3 separate regions of the Mus musculus genome follow, and all the other regions are linked to region 2. Evidence: chromatin contacts called from ENCODE POLR2A ChIA-PET data. All regions are on one chromosome and are shown on one strand. Each heading gives the region's core, a stretch centred on a gene start or an enhancer-like site at or near the end of the contact. The rest is flanking DNA. Distances are from core to core; before and after follow the strand shown. Region 1 has its middle 42 kb from the start of Sar1b. Region 2 holds the start of 0610009B22Rik (RIKEN cDNA 0610009B22 gene). Region 3 holds the start of Sar1b (secretion associated Ras related GTPase 1B).

The links. ChIA-PET counts read pairs that join two places held with the same protein, here RNA polymerase II (POLR2A).
Region 1: POLR2A ChIA-PET joins it to region 2 with 41 read pairs in embryonic stem cell. The contact joins the enhancer-like site here to the promoter of 0610009B22Rik in region 2. POLR2A ChIA-PET finds 5 or more read pairs at or near these places in 3 of 5 experiments (Patski and embryonic stem cell).
Region 3: POLR2A ChIA-PET joins it to region 2 with 19 read pairs in Patski. The contact joins the promoter of Sar1b here to the promoter of 0610009B22Rik in region 2. POLR2A ChIA-PET finds 5 or more read pairs at or near these places in 4 of 5 experiments (Patski and embryonic stem cell).

What each region holds. Positions count from the first base shown.
Region 1 is chr11:51,802,817-51,807,616 of GRCm38, forward strand. No RefSeq gene overlaps it. Among named protein-coding and RNA genes, the nearest start is that of Sar1b, 42 kb to the left of the region's middle. Within about 2 kb of position 2,911, at least 3 of the 3 ENCODE cell types and tissues checked have a DNase peak (open chromatin) inside an H3K27ac peak, as active enhancers do.
Region 2 is chr11:51,686,504-51,691,250 of GRCm38, forward strand. 0610009B22Rik (RIKEN cDNA 0610009B22 gene) reads right to left here and starts at 2,131. Exons shown (of 2, transcript NM_025319.2): 1 at 2,045-2,131.
Region 3 is chr11:51,760,415-51,765,024 of GRCm38, forward strand. Sar1b (secretion associated Ras related GTPase 1B) reads left to right here and starts at 3,249. Exons shown (of 7, transcript NM_025535.2): 1 at 3,249-3,377.

The DNA.
Region 1 (4,800 bases), core at 1,661-4,160, 120 kb after region 2:
ATCCCTGACTCTTACATGTTGGCTGTCTCTCTGTCCCGTACTTCTCAGACTTGACCCTTCTGCTTCCCCGGCATGGTGGTATTAAATCCTTCTTCCCTGGCTTCCCTTGCCCGGGAAATCTAAAGTCTTGCCTCCGTCTCCCTGCCTACTAGTCACCGGCAACTTTATTTACCAATTAGAAATAACTGGGGACCGGGACCCGCAGCGTCTTACACGGAGGAGTCTCCGTTCTTGAGCAATTTGGGAACCCATAGTGCAAGCATTAAACCAAATCCACCACGCTCTCCTCTCATCTTGTGAATTCTGACGTCAAACTCAGGTCATCAGGCTTGGCAGCACCGTTACCGCTAAGCCGCCGGCCCTCACCTGTTTCTCTTTTCTTTTCTTTTCTCTTCTTTTCTTTTCTTTTCTTTTCTTTTCTTTTCTTTTCTTTTCTTTTCTTTATTTATTTATTATATGTAAGTACACTGTAGCTGTCTTCAGGCACTCCAGAAGATGGCATCAGATTTTGTTACGGATGGTTGTGAGCCACCATGTGGTTGCTGGGATTTGAACTCAGGACTTTTGGAAGAGCAGTCAGCGCTCTTAACCGCTAAGCCATCTCACCAGCCCCTTCTCTTCTCTTCTCTTCTCTTCTCTTCTCTTCTCTTCTCTTCTCTTCTCTTCTCTTCTCTTCTTCTCTTCTTCTCTTCTTTTTTTTTTGTTTTTTGTTTTTGTTTTTTTGTTTTTGTTTTTCAAAACAGGGTTTCTCTGTATATCTGTATAGCCCTGGTTGTCCTGGAACTCACTTTGTAGACCAGGATGGCCTCGAACTCAGAAATCTGCCTGCCTCTGCCTCCCGAGTGCTGGGATTAAAGGTGTGTGCCACCGCCACCGCCACCGCCCAGCCCTCACCCATTTCTTACCCACCATAAGTTCTTTAGGTTCAGTACTGATTCCAACACGAACCTTGTATGACACTTGTTTTCTAAGCTAAGATTAGAGCCATCGTCCACAAGGCTCACAGACTAGCAGACCAGAAAAGCTTATTTGGAGTCAGGACTATCCTCAAAATGGCAGACTGGCCTTTGAGCTTACACACTGACACGTGTGTGGTACTGTGGGAACTCTGGTCTGAAGTAAAACTAGAACATACGCTAGGCTGAACACAGTTCAGTCGTAGAACAGAAACATGACTAAGGCTCTGGGTTCGATCCCCAGCAAAATACAAATAAAAATACAAAAGTAATAAGTGACTATGTTACAGACAAGCTGAAGTTACTGAAACAGAGGCAATGTCTACCTGAGAAGCACCTGACTGAGCCCTGAGGTGAGACTCTTGATACAGCTGAGATCATATCTGACCAGTCTTCATATTAACCCCTGGCCTGGGACTGGCTAGGCCTGAACAAGATGGTGCAGTCCATCCCATGTGCAGGGTATAGTAGAGGCACAGGAAAGGTCACCCTGGAAATGACTGCATTCAGAAAGGTGGCGGCAAGATGCTTCGACTGTTAGAAAATTGCTTCATGGCTGCCTAGTCAAACTGAACTGGACTAGATGTTTATGCTGTGAGGACCCTAGAGGATCGTGAATAGGATGCATTTGGGAGGCTGGCAGCTCACGATTGTAATCCTGTGACCCTAACAGTCTTTACAGGTGAAGCTGGTCTAGAGACTCGTCTCTGACTACTCTCAGGCTATTGAAACAAATGAAACAAGGGTCCCAAGAAGGAAAAGGTTGCAAGCCCTGGTGCTGGCTGAAGGAAGAACTTGCCTCCTGGAGAGAGATTTAATTCTGACAACTGTTAGCCCACCTGAGAGGACAGACAATGATGGGTCAGGGATGGGTGGACCACACTTTGACCACAATGGCTTAGTTAAGCATGCTTCCTTCTTGCTTTCTATTCAAACCTAAACCTCATGTCAGGGCTGAAGATGGATTTTGGGCTGGGGGTGGAGGTCACTAAAGCTCTCTATCTGCTTCTCTTCCCAATGTGGCCACACCAACTAAATCTCCTTTGTCTGTTTTCACTAATGTCTATGTATTTAATGTACTGTGGATGAGTGGCAGAGCCTGTGGTGTTAGCCCTGTCAGAGCTCAGGCTTTGACCAGAATTACTCTACTCACAATCCCAGTATTGCCACAAGTTTAAGACTAGCCTGATGGGCTGGAGAAATGGCTCAGAGGTTAAGAGCACTGACTGCCCTTCCAGAGGTCCTCAGTTCAATTCCCAGCAACCACATGATGGCTCACAACCATCTGTAATGGGATCTGATGCCCTCTTCTGGGGTGTCTTTAGACAGCTACAGTGTACTCACGTACTTTAAATAAATAAATGAATCTTAAAAAAAAAAAAAAAAGACTAGCCTGAGTGAGACCTTATGGGGAGAGAGGGAGGGTTCCAGCTGCTGGAACTGAAGAGAAGGCTCAGTGCTTAAGTGAACTTGCTGCTCTTGGTTCTGGCACTAAAGAGTCCAACATCCACTTCAGTTCTCAGGTTTCTGTGAACATCAAGTGAGAGTTTCCTGCCAAAAGACTACATTTCCCATCGTCCCTTGCAGCCAGACCAAGGAGTTCCTGGAAGGGTGGGACTACAATGTAGCTGGTAGTTGTTTCCGCCTCACAAGGAACTGGAGTACTGTCTTCTGTAGGCATTTTGGCCACCCAGACGTGGGTGATGAAATGCTTCTTCACTGTGAATAAACACGGTCTCACTTAAGGTCCGACCAAACCTCGCTCTTACCCCCTTCAACCTCTCTACAGGAAGTAACCTGACACCAAGCACGTACAGGTGCACGTACATGAGGGCAAAACACTCATACACATGAAATAAAAATAAATAGTACCTAAAAAAACCCCTTCAGCTGTTGCTTAGGCCAACACATACCTACAGCAGCCTTGTCCGCCCACGGATCCTGGCAGGTGCCCAGCTGGGGACACTGTGGAGTCTCTAGTTAGGACGAAGAGTCTCACCTGGGGAGTTGAATTTAACTCAGAGGAGGCATTCTGGCCGCACGCCCCACTCCCCACCCCCTTTCTCTTCCTCCTGCCCGGGATTGGAGAGCCTGGCTACAGGCTTGTGTGGTCCAACTTCTCTCCTTAGAAAGTTGTAAGAAAGCCGCACGGTGGTGGTGCTTACTTTTAAGTCCAGCACTCAGGAGGTAGCGGCAGATATCTCTCTGTGGGTCTGAGGCCAGCCTGACACACAGTGAGTTCCAGGACCGCCAGGGCCACACAGAGAAACCCTGTCTCCAAAAACAAGTAAACAAGAGACACCCACTTCTGCCACATGGGCTCTGACTCCCTCTCTTCAGAGCCGTCTGACTGTCCATGGCATTTAGTAAGTCTTATGGCCTCCAAGTACAATTTCTGTCTCAGTGTCCTGTATCATATGTGAGAGAATTGAGGGGTGGGGATTAGGAATCGTCTACCCTGCTCCTCCTTAGCTCCCACAAACTAGCCAAAGTTGGATTCCACCAAAGTTCAGCCTAGGGAGCCAATGACTTCACTAAAGTTACTCACAGAGTAAGGATGAGGGGGTTGCAAAGGAGTATGGGTGATCTCTGAGAAGCGGCACTAGAAGGTGGGCACAAAAATGAATGGCTTCTGTGGTTGTATACATGGAGCCCCCTTCTTTCAGGTCTTCCAAGCCCCTCCTGAAACCCCCAAGGCCACACACAGTTAGGAAAGAACACAATTATGATCAGCTAGAAGGAGTATCTGGATAGTCAGGTGAAGGTCCCAAGACCCTCCATCCCTCCTCCCATGGGGAAACCTCAACAGCCAACAAGCTCAGCTATGCCTTTGGTTGTTTAATGATATTTTGCAGAGAAACCCATCAGCATGTCTGAAGGCAGCAGCCCTTTGTCTTGGAAAACAATCCTTTATAACAACAGCCAAGACCTTTCTGGAGACAGGAAGATGATTCTTCAGCAAGGAGTGGCCAGAAGCTGTGGCTGGAGGCAAGAGCTACGTCTTTGCAGCCCAATATCCCAAACAACTGATACCAGAACCAACTAGCCCCTTGGATTCTGCAAATAGCAGTGGGTAATGGGTGTTATGGGTGGTTTTTTGTTTTGCTTTGTTTTGTTTTGTTTTTTGTTTTTTTTTTTAAAGATTTATTTATTTATTATATGTAAGTATACTGTAGCTGTCTTCAGACACTCCAGAAGAGGGAGTCAGATCTTGTTACAGATGGTTGTGAGCCACCATGTGGTTGCTGGGATTTGAACTCCAGACCTTTGGAAGAGCAGTCGGGTGCTCTTACCCACTGAGCCATCTCACCAGCCCCTTGTTTTGTTTTTCAACAAGCTACTTTTCTCCCTTGTTTTCCTCTGCACATCTCTGGCTGACCTTCTGAGTCTCAAGTTGATCATAGCAGTCAATCCCTAATCCAGATTCCTTTCCCTGACCTGCTCTCAGGTTACAAGGTTTCAGGTGCCCTGGTGACCACAGCTGAGGAAGGCCCGAGCCACTCAGAAGGCTGGCAGCTGGGTCTCTTTGGCGCAAGCAGCTGACTGTCACATACACCTCGTCTCTCATCCCCACCAGCTGTTTCTAACTAGCCCCTGTCAGGAAACTGCACAAGGCTGGTACCTGCCCTAACCCCAGACCACAGTTGTCCTGGCAGGCTTATGAAGAACTCAAAAACAAACAGGGCTGGCTACCAGCTCAGATTCCAGGAAGTGCAAGTTGGTAAACCCGGTTCCTCTGGGCAACCGCCAGGTCGCTAGCATTCTTTCCCTCAAGACCTTTGGAAAATCATCAATTTGTCTGCTTTGTAAGAATGTGGTGTTAAAGGGGCTGGGAAGCTGGCTC
Region 2 (4,747 bases), core at 881-3,380:
CACACAGGGTTTGAGAGGGAATTTCTTAAACTGAAAAAAAAAAAAAAAAAAGGACATCACCATCAACAAATCCAAAATACTTTTTACAGTTACTGTCAAAGACTACCAGGGCAGTGGTAGCTTACACCCGATCCCAGCACTGGGAGAGACTGGGGCAGGAAGACTCTCAGGGATTTGCGGCCACCACCTGGGCTACATAGTGAGTTTCAGCCAGCCTGGGCTAAAGTCTGAGATGCTGTCTTTAAAAACAAAACAACAACATCCTACAAACTAAAAGCTTTTTTCTTAAAACCAGAAACAAGGAAAGATCACAACTCCATCCTTTGGCTAAAGTTTAGGAATGCAGAAAGTATACCTCCCTTCTACCACTTCTATTGAGTACTTTACTGGAGATAGCAGGCAGGGAAACAAAGTTAATGGGAAGAATTAAAAAAAAAAAATCACTACATTGGGGGGTGGGGACAGCCCCAGCACCAGGGAGGCAGAGGCAGGCAAGTTCCTGTGCGTTCAAGGCCAGTCTGGTCTACAGATCTAGTTCCAGGACAGCCAGGGATACACAGAAAAACTGTTTCAAAAGCTAAACCAAAACAAAGAAATAAAAAGCATTTGGACTATGAAGTCCAAACTATTTGAAGATGATATAATCTTATACATAAAATGTCCTATGGAACCATGTAAGGGCAGACTTAGCAAGGCAACAGGAAACAAGATCAATAGAGAAACAAATGGGTTTCTATAGACCAGCAGCTAGTTCCAGAGTGATAAAAAAAAAAAAAAAAAAAACAAAAACCAAAAACCAAAAAACCCAGGATAAGGGACTATCGTTTAAGAGACACGTCATAAAATAAAAACTATAGCTTTAGGAATTTAATCAAGGCTTTCAGTGGAGGTCTTGGTGGTTAAGATCATTGGTTGCTCTTTCAGAGGACCTAAGTTTCCACTAAAAATTTCCGAAGAATTAAAGAATCTCACCTATTCTTGAAAACAAGTAAATAATGGCTGCTGGTTCAGGGGACTCGTTTTTCCTCATTGGTGTATCCACCATTAAATTGTGTATGCTCCATAAATAAACCCCTACCCATAAATACCCAAGTTAAACTCAGTGGGTACACACGCATGCTCAGTCCAGAACTCAGTAGGCAGAGGCTAGAGGATCTGTGAGTTCAAAGCTAGCTTGTTCTGCAAAGCAAGTTCCAGGACAGTCAGGGCTACAGAAAGAGACTCTGTCACAAGAAGAAAGAAGACAGGAGGAGGAGGAGGAGATGATCAACTTCACAAAGTTGTCCTCTCTTACACATGTACCATATAGCAAGCAGGCACTCCCATGATGTGTCACATACATCCACAATAATAATAATTTTAAAAAATGTATAGATATGAAAATAGAAGGGAAAGGGGGTTCAGTGGGTGTGGGATGAGAGGGTGACAAGGGCTGAAAACCACATTAAAACACATGGATGAACCTGCCAAAGGATAACTAAAGATACTAGGATGGACTGTCATCCTTGCTTTGGGGCTATTAAAGATGGCGATACATCTATTTACCCACAGATTCATTTACAACACGATGACAGAGTCCATTAAATAAACCCGTACATTTTGCTATTTTATTTTGTTATTAACCTTTTTTAAAAAATAAAATAAAAGGTCTTATGAAGCCCAGACTGGCCTACAAGTATCAGAAAATGGCTTGAATTCCTTACCCTAGCTCCCCCTTTCCAGTGCTGCGATTATCTTACACTGCCCCTCTTTAACTGTTTATTTCTGGTGCTGGGGACCAAATCCCAAACCTCCAGGTGCTAGGCAAGGGCTCTGCCCCTGAGCCACAAATCCCAAGGAAAACTCAAAGTACGCACCCACGAAAGTGACTGAACTGTATGTGCCCAGCCTCCCTGGACGGCCCCCACTTTCCCAGTCTCTAGCTCCCGACTTTTTGCTTTGGGCAGGGTCTTGCTGTCCTACAGCACTTGAGGCAATCCCTCCGGGCTCCTGAGCGCTGGGATCACAGGCGAGTGCGGGATTTTGACAACTATAAATACCTCACCTAAGCCGACTTCCCTCTAGTTCAGGGGCAGACAAGCTCAAAGAGGAAAGCAGGTCAGCCGGCCATCACACACACTCAACGTCCACCCCGCGGGGTAGCTCCGCCCACCGACTAGCCGAGACTGCTCACTGCGCATGCGTACATGTTCCCGCCTCTCCGGGAAGGACTGAGCGGCCTGCGCCGGCTGCCGACCTGACGCAAGTGACGGAAGACTGAGCATGCTCAGTAACGCGCTAAGCCCGTCCCCAGCCCCGGTCCGGCCGCCATCTTGGATCAGGGCAGCTCAGTCGACCGGGCATGCGCACATGCGTCTCTGAGCAAGGCTGCGCTAAGGGTTTTGTCCGCCATCTTGGGTCAAGGCCTCATGGGACGTCGGGGTCCCCGCGGGCCTCCTCTGGCTCTTAGAGCAATCCTTGCCTTCACCGCACGCGTACTTGCTTATGTTGTCACTGACGTTCGCCTGGAGGTGTAGAGACCGGAAGCCTGGCGGGAGATGTGGACCAGACTGCCAAGTGAGGCGGAGCTTTTAACTACAAGAATGCCAGAAAGCAAAATGGAGGTTGCAGCACCGGGCGCTTGTGTCCAGACGGTGCTGGCCGTATGCGTGGGCGGAAATGCGTAATGGGAGGGTGGTTTAGGGCGCAAATCACTGGTGTTAGGTGCTGTTAATCATCAAGGACTCTGCTCTTTCAAGTGTATGTCTGCATTGTTCACAGGTTTTCCTTATGTGTTTATTATAGTGAGACTTATCTAGCGTTGGCGTCCTGAATTCCTTCTTCCCTTAAACAGACATTTCGAAGCTACTTTGGCTAAAAATCATTGACTTCTCTCTGGGGCCACAGAGTGACTAAAGATAAAGTTTGGCATTTCTGTTTTCGTTTTGTGTTTGCTAGAAACATAAACAAAGCGAAGTAGCTCTACAAGGCACGTTCTATTTGTAAAAAAGGTGTTTCAGGATCAAAATCATGGTGTCTTTTCCCCAGTGGCTGGGGTCCGACCTTCATGCTTGGCTAGTTCTGAAAGAATAAGCTTAGAGGAATGGAGTTAAAGGTCTGTATTCCAGGCAGCAGGGAATTCAGGAGGGAGAAAGGATGCATGAGGTTTATAAACAAAACTTTACTAGGTGGAGAAGATGTTTGTTTGTTTGTTTGTTTGTTTGAGTGAAGCAGCTTTCTTTTATTGGCGGTAGTGAAGAAAATTTTTGGAATATTGGCCAATGGCAGACTACCTACCTACCTTTGATAGATAAATAACAAAACTGATTTCTTACATCTCCTTTGCTTTGGTCAGGTACCTGCCCACTTCTACATAAGCAGCATGTTTATCCATCCATTTCATCTCCCTTCAAAATTGAAGGCACAAAAAAGTCATTGTCCTAAACCTCTGGTCATCTTGATAGGAATGGGAGTTAGGGAGGAAGGGAATAAAAGTGTCTGCTACAAGAAGTCTCCAGTTATCATTTGAGCCGTAGAAATATGAACATGTTTGTTTTGTGTAGCAGCTCACAAATTTCCATTACTGAGGCTGACTGCTTTCCTGACTTCCAATTAAGGAAACTAAGTCAGTGTGTGCATATTTATGTGTTAGAACACTTTTTGGCTTTGTATACATGTGTAGAGGCCAGAAGTTAAAGTCGTGTGTCAACCTTATCACTCTTTGCTTTGCTTTTTGAGACAGTCTCCTGAGTAGCCTTGACTGGCTTTAAACTTATGCCTAGCTTGAGGATCTTACAGAACGTTCTAAAAATAAGTGTGTTTGAGATGCTCAGAAATAAGTGGATTATATGCATTAAAAACACATTGAGCTGGGTGGTGGTGGTACATGCCTTTAATCCCAGCACTCGAGGCAGACACAGTTGGATTTTGAGTTCAAGGCCACCTGACCTACAGAGTAAGTTCCAGAATAGCCAGGGCTACAGAGAGAAACCATCTTGAAAAAACAAAACAACATCAACAAAAATCTTGAGCAATATAAAACGTGAATTAAAAACATAAGGCTAGGGGCTGGTGAGATGGCTCAGTGGGTAAGAGCACCCGACTGCTCTTCCGAAGGTCTGGAGTTCAAATCCCAGCAACCACATGGTGGCTCACAACCATCCGTAATGAGATCTGGCGCCCTCTTCTGGAGTGTCTGAAGACAGCTACAGTGTACTTACATATAATAAATAAATAAATCTTTAAAAAAAAAAAAAAAAAACATAAGGCTATTAAAATCAATCTTGGAAATAGAAAATATATGGCCATACAAGTATAAAATCAAGAATAAAGTCCAGTTTAGGCAAAGACAAGAATGAAAGAAAACAGTGCTAAGTATGGTGGCTCATACCTTAAATCCCAGCACTCAGAAGGGAGAGGCGGGTGAGTCTCTGTGAGTTCAAAGCTAGCCTGGTCTACAAAGTGAGTTCCAGGCTAGCCAAGGCTACATAGTAAGACCCTGTTTTTCTTCTTTTTTTGTTTTTAAACTTTTTTTTAAAAAAGGTGTACTCACATGTATGTGAGTACACCTTTGCTGTCTTCAGACACATCAAAAGAGGGCATCAGATCCCATTACAGATGGTTGTGAGCCACCATTGCTGGGAATTGAACTCAGGACCTCTGCAAGAACAGTCAGTATTCTTCTTAACTGCTAAGCCATCTCTCCAGCCCAAGACCCTGTCTTAAAACAACAACAAGAGAAGAGAAGAGAAGAGAAGAGAAGAGAAGA
Region 3 (4,610 bases), core at 1,999-4,498, 75 kb after region 2:
TCATAACTATAATTTTGCTACTGTTATGAGTCATAATGTAAATGTCTATGTTTTCTGATGGTCTTAGGTGACCCCTGTGAAGGAGGTTGTTAGACAACCTCCAGGTTGAGAACCACCAAGATAAGATGACTCACTGGAAAAAATTCTAGTTGCTGGGAGAATAACTGATGGAGGGGTATAGCAATGGTTTCTAGAATTTTGGTTCCTTTAAAAACCACAGAAATATACTTTTGTTTTAATCCCAGGTGTGGGGGGTATGGGGCTGCTTTGCAGCAGCTGACTGACTGATTTGCCTCATGCTCGAGCAGGGGCGTGATTTTCCCTCCTGCAGATAGTTTCTGGGATTGGGTGCCATTTGGAATTCTAGGAACTTTTTAAAGACTATATAAGTGCTAGAGCCCTGATAGGTATAGTTAGTGGTTGTTCATGGGGGTTATTTGCAGTTTGTTAGTAGTGCTCAAAGAAGAAACAAAAAGAAATTAGATTCACAGGTCTCTCTCCCCCCATCCTTGTTTCTCTCCTATCTAGTGGTAGGGAGTGAAATGGGAGGTGGGCAGAGAACAGGTGGGGAAAAGAACTCACAAAGTAGCAAAGAGCAGCTGCTGAGGGGAATGCAAAGATTACAGGATCTAAAGTACATTGTGTAGAACAGAGATGTGTATTTGGGTTTTTTTTTTGTTTGGTTGGTTTTGGTTTTGGTTTTTCGAGACAGGGTTTCTCTGTGTACCCCTGGCTGTCCTGGAACTCACTTTGTAGACCAGGCTGGCCTCGAACTCAGAAATCTGCCTGCCTCTGCCTCCCAAGTGCTGGGATTAAAGGTGTACGCCACCACGCCTGGCGAGATGTGTATTTGTTAATCCCTGTTAAAACTTCAGACTTTGCTAGCTCTTTAACCTTACAAGACATATTTCCTCATTCTCTTGACTCCCTGTTTCTCTCTCCCCATTGACCCAACCCAGGCCCTGGCCACCCCTCACCTGTCTCACTGGGTCTGCCTCGTGCCAAACTACTCTCAGCTTTCAGTCTGACTCAATATATCCTGTGTGCTGTGCCATGTGAAACCGCCCCAAACAGTTCTATGTTTTTCTTGTTTTAGTCAAAACCTCTAAAAGGTTTCTGGTTTTTTGAGACAGGGTCTCTCTAATCCTGGCTGTTTTGGAACTCACTCTGTAGACGAGGCTTGCCTTGAATTCAGAGATCCACATGCCTCTGACTCCCAAGTGCTGGAACTAAAGGCTTGCACCATTATGCCTGGCTAAAACTTCTAAGACTGAGATTTAAGTTCTCCGTTGTCTTGGGGTAGTGGGTTGTTGTTTTGTTTTTTGGCTTTGGGTTTTGTTTTGTTGTTATTGTTGTTTGTTTGTTTGTTTGGCTTGGTTTGGTTTTTTCAAGACAGGGTTTTTCTGTGTAGCCATGGCTGTCCTGGAACTCACTCTGTAAAACAGGCTGACCTCAAATTCAGAAAGCTGCCTGCCCCTGCCTCCCAAGTGCTGAAATTGTCGGCACTGCCCAATACCTCAGGCTAGTGTGTAGCAGTAATGCTTCCCAATGCTGTCCCCATATTTACTGCTTTCTGTATGTTATTCTGTTATTCTGTCTGGTTTTACACAGGGTCTCATGTGGTCCTTGTGGGCTTCAGACTTGCTATGTATTCAAGTGAGGCCATCTTGGAACTCCTGACCTCCCCATGTCTGTCTCCCAGCTGGAATTACAGGGGTGCACCACCAGGTTTGCACTGGTTATTGTTTCTTCATAACACTGATTGATTCTGAATATTAGTCCCAAATGTGCAGATGCAGGAACTGAAAGCTGAAGTGACTAGTAACTCATGGGGACAGACCAAGTGTTGTGGCGGCTTCTTCTTCTTCTTCTTCTTCTTCTTCTTCTTCTTCTTCTTCTTCTTCTTCTTCTTCTTCTTCTTCTTCCTCCTCCTCCTCCTCCTCCTCCTCCTCCCCTTCTTCTTCTTCTTCTTCTTCTTCTTCTTCTTCTTCTTCTTCTTCTTCTTCTTCTTCTTCTTCTTCTTCTTCTTCTTCTTCTTCTTTTTATGACAGGGTTTCTCTGTATAGCCCTGGCTGTCCTGGAACTTACTCTGTAATCCAGGCTGGCCTCAAACTCAGAAATCCACCTGCCCTTGCCTCCCAAGTGCTGGGATTAAAGACATTTGCAACCACTGCCTGACTTAAGTGTTGTATTTTACAACTCTGCCCATGAAATAAAAACTGGTAATATGGTACGATTGAGATTCTTCAAAAAAATGATCTGAGTTTTTATTTTTCTGTTCTTCCATACTTTAAATAATAAACATGTCACCCTTTGTTCAGTGTGGTGTACTTGTGGAAGTCAGATGACAACTTTCCCAGGAGTTGATTCTGTTTATTCAGTTTGTGGGTTCCAGGGATTAAACTCCTAGTTGTCACTTGATGGCAGATGTAGAGTGGCTATGTAGAGAGACCCTTTCTCAAACAAGACAAACAGGACCCACTTTTGTGTGTGTGTTACAGGGGACTGAACTCAGAGTATTTTATAATCTAAGGCAGGCATTCTACCATTGAGCTCTATTTCCAGCCATCTCCCTATAAAAGGTGTATTTAGGTGGAAATTAAGAAAGACATTTTAATATAGGCTTGAGCACGAGGGTTAAGAGCAAGGGATGTTCAGAGGACAAATGAGACACGTCCAAGAGCAGGGTGTGGGCTTTCCAAAGAATTGCAGGAAGTAAAACATATCCTAGCATAAACTCAAGGGTCACTCAAAAGATGTAGTTTTAGGAAAGAGATGCCAAGTTGGACCTGGTGCTACAAGGTTGCAATCCCAGTTTCTCAGAAGCAAAGGCAGGAAGATGATACATTCACGACTTGCCTGAGCAACTTTGTGAGATCCTGTTTCAACATTAAAATAACTAAAGGGTGGCAAATGCGTTTTGGTGGTGGACTGCAACCCCCTATTACTGAGAGGGGGGAAAAGAAAGAAACAGCCTGGTGGTGGTGGTGACCCATACCTTTAAGAGGCAGGTGATCTCTTAAGTTTGAGGCAGCCCGGTCTACAAAGTGAGTTCAAGGACAGCCAGGACTACACAAAGAAACGAAAAACCAACCAACAAACAAACAAACAACCCCCCCCCCCCAAAAAAAAAATCTCACATGCCTCTTGGGGTTGGAGTGAAGTGGTCCGGAGCACAGGGATTGGTGGCGAGACCGCAAGGAGGCGGAACTGAGGGCGAGCGGGGCCTGGGACCTGCGGACTGTCACTAGCGAGGCACCCGCCGACCCGGAAGGAGCTGAGAAGAGCTGGGGCCCTGGCAGCCATAGCGCTTTGCACAGCCGGCTTGGAGCGTGTAGGACGGGCACGGAGCAGGGTTGCGTTCTCTGAAGTCGCAGGTGAGTGGCAGTGCCCTCGTCGGGCAAGAGAGCGGGCGACAGCTGTGGCCCTTCGGAAGGCCACTCTTTATGCTGCCCACTCACCCAGAGCTCTTGTCTCGGGTCCTTCGCGAACAGGGAGCCTGTTGTTTTGGGTTTTGTTTTTGTTTTGTTTTTTTCACGCAGGGTGAGGGACAACACCGATCCCTACCTGCGGAAACCGCTCTAGTGGCTCTAGGGGTAAAACAGTGGTTGCCACAGGGCAAGTATTTCAGGAAAGAGTGAGAGTACCGCACGCGAGACTCTTTTCCTTCCCCTGGCCCTCAGTTTCCCCATTTGGTAGGATGAGCGAATTAGGGGTCATAGACAGCTGGAGAGGCTAGGACGGCTCTGTGTTGTCCCAGTAAGTGTGGCGGTCACTGGGCCTCCTCATTCTCCGTACTTACCGTATAGCTCAAGCCGGGTTGAATGAAGGGGAAAGATACTAATGGGGGGAAAAGTCAAGATTTTACGATAAGATAAAATTTATTTTGAAAGGTTCAAGTGTAGTCTTGTTAACTGAAGGAAAAAAATTTATTAGGAGTTTAACGTATTGGGATGAAGTAAATTGAACTTACTGTCACGTATTTGAACATTCTTAAATCAAGCTCTGTGTGGGTGTCATCTTACCTTGAATGTCTGTGTCCTTTGTTTAAATATTGGTCAGAGTAGTTACAGTGAAAAAGAAGGTGCCACCTGTACAGCACCGCAGTCTGCTAAGGAAGACACCCCTGTCAATTATTTTACAGGTGACCAATAAGGGTGATTTTACAGTTTGCCAATGATGAGTGTCATCAGTCAAACAGGGCAATGCATGCCTACCATTGCACCTTTTGGTACATTTGGGTTTGTGACCACAATATTTTGACCTTTAAAAAATTTTTGTTTGAACATAGGCAGGCACTCTGACCCTACAATTCCACCTACTCAAGAGGGCAGGGGCATCATTTGAGCCAAGTCTGCCTTCGAAGATCTTATCTCAAGAAAACAAAATTGGTCTCAGAGTTAAGCTGCTCCCAGGCATTTCTGAGTTTACAGAAAAGGAAAGTGTCCTTGTTGTCAGGATGTTAGAGAAGCGATTCTGTAGTTGTGAAGTTTTGCAGTTTGAATACGGTGAACTCTAGATTTCCTCTGCCTTGTGCTATTGGAGTAGAAATGTAAGCAGGACTTGACACAAAGGAGCAGTCTATCAGATGTGGAAATCACTGCCACCTC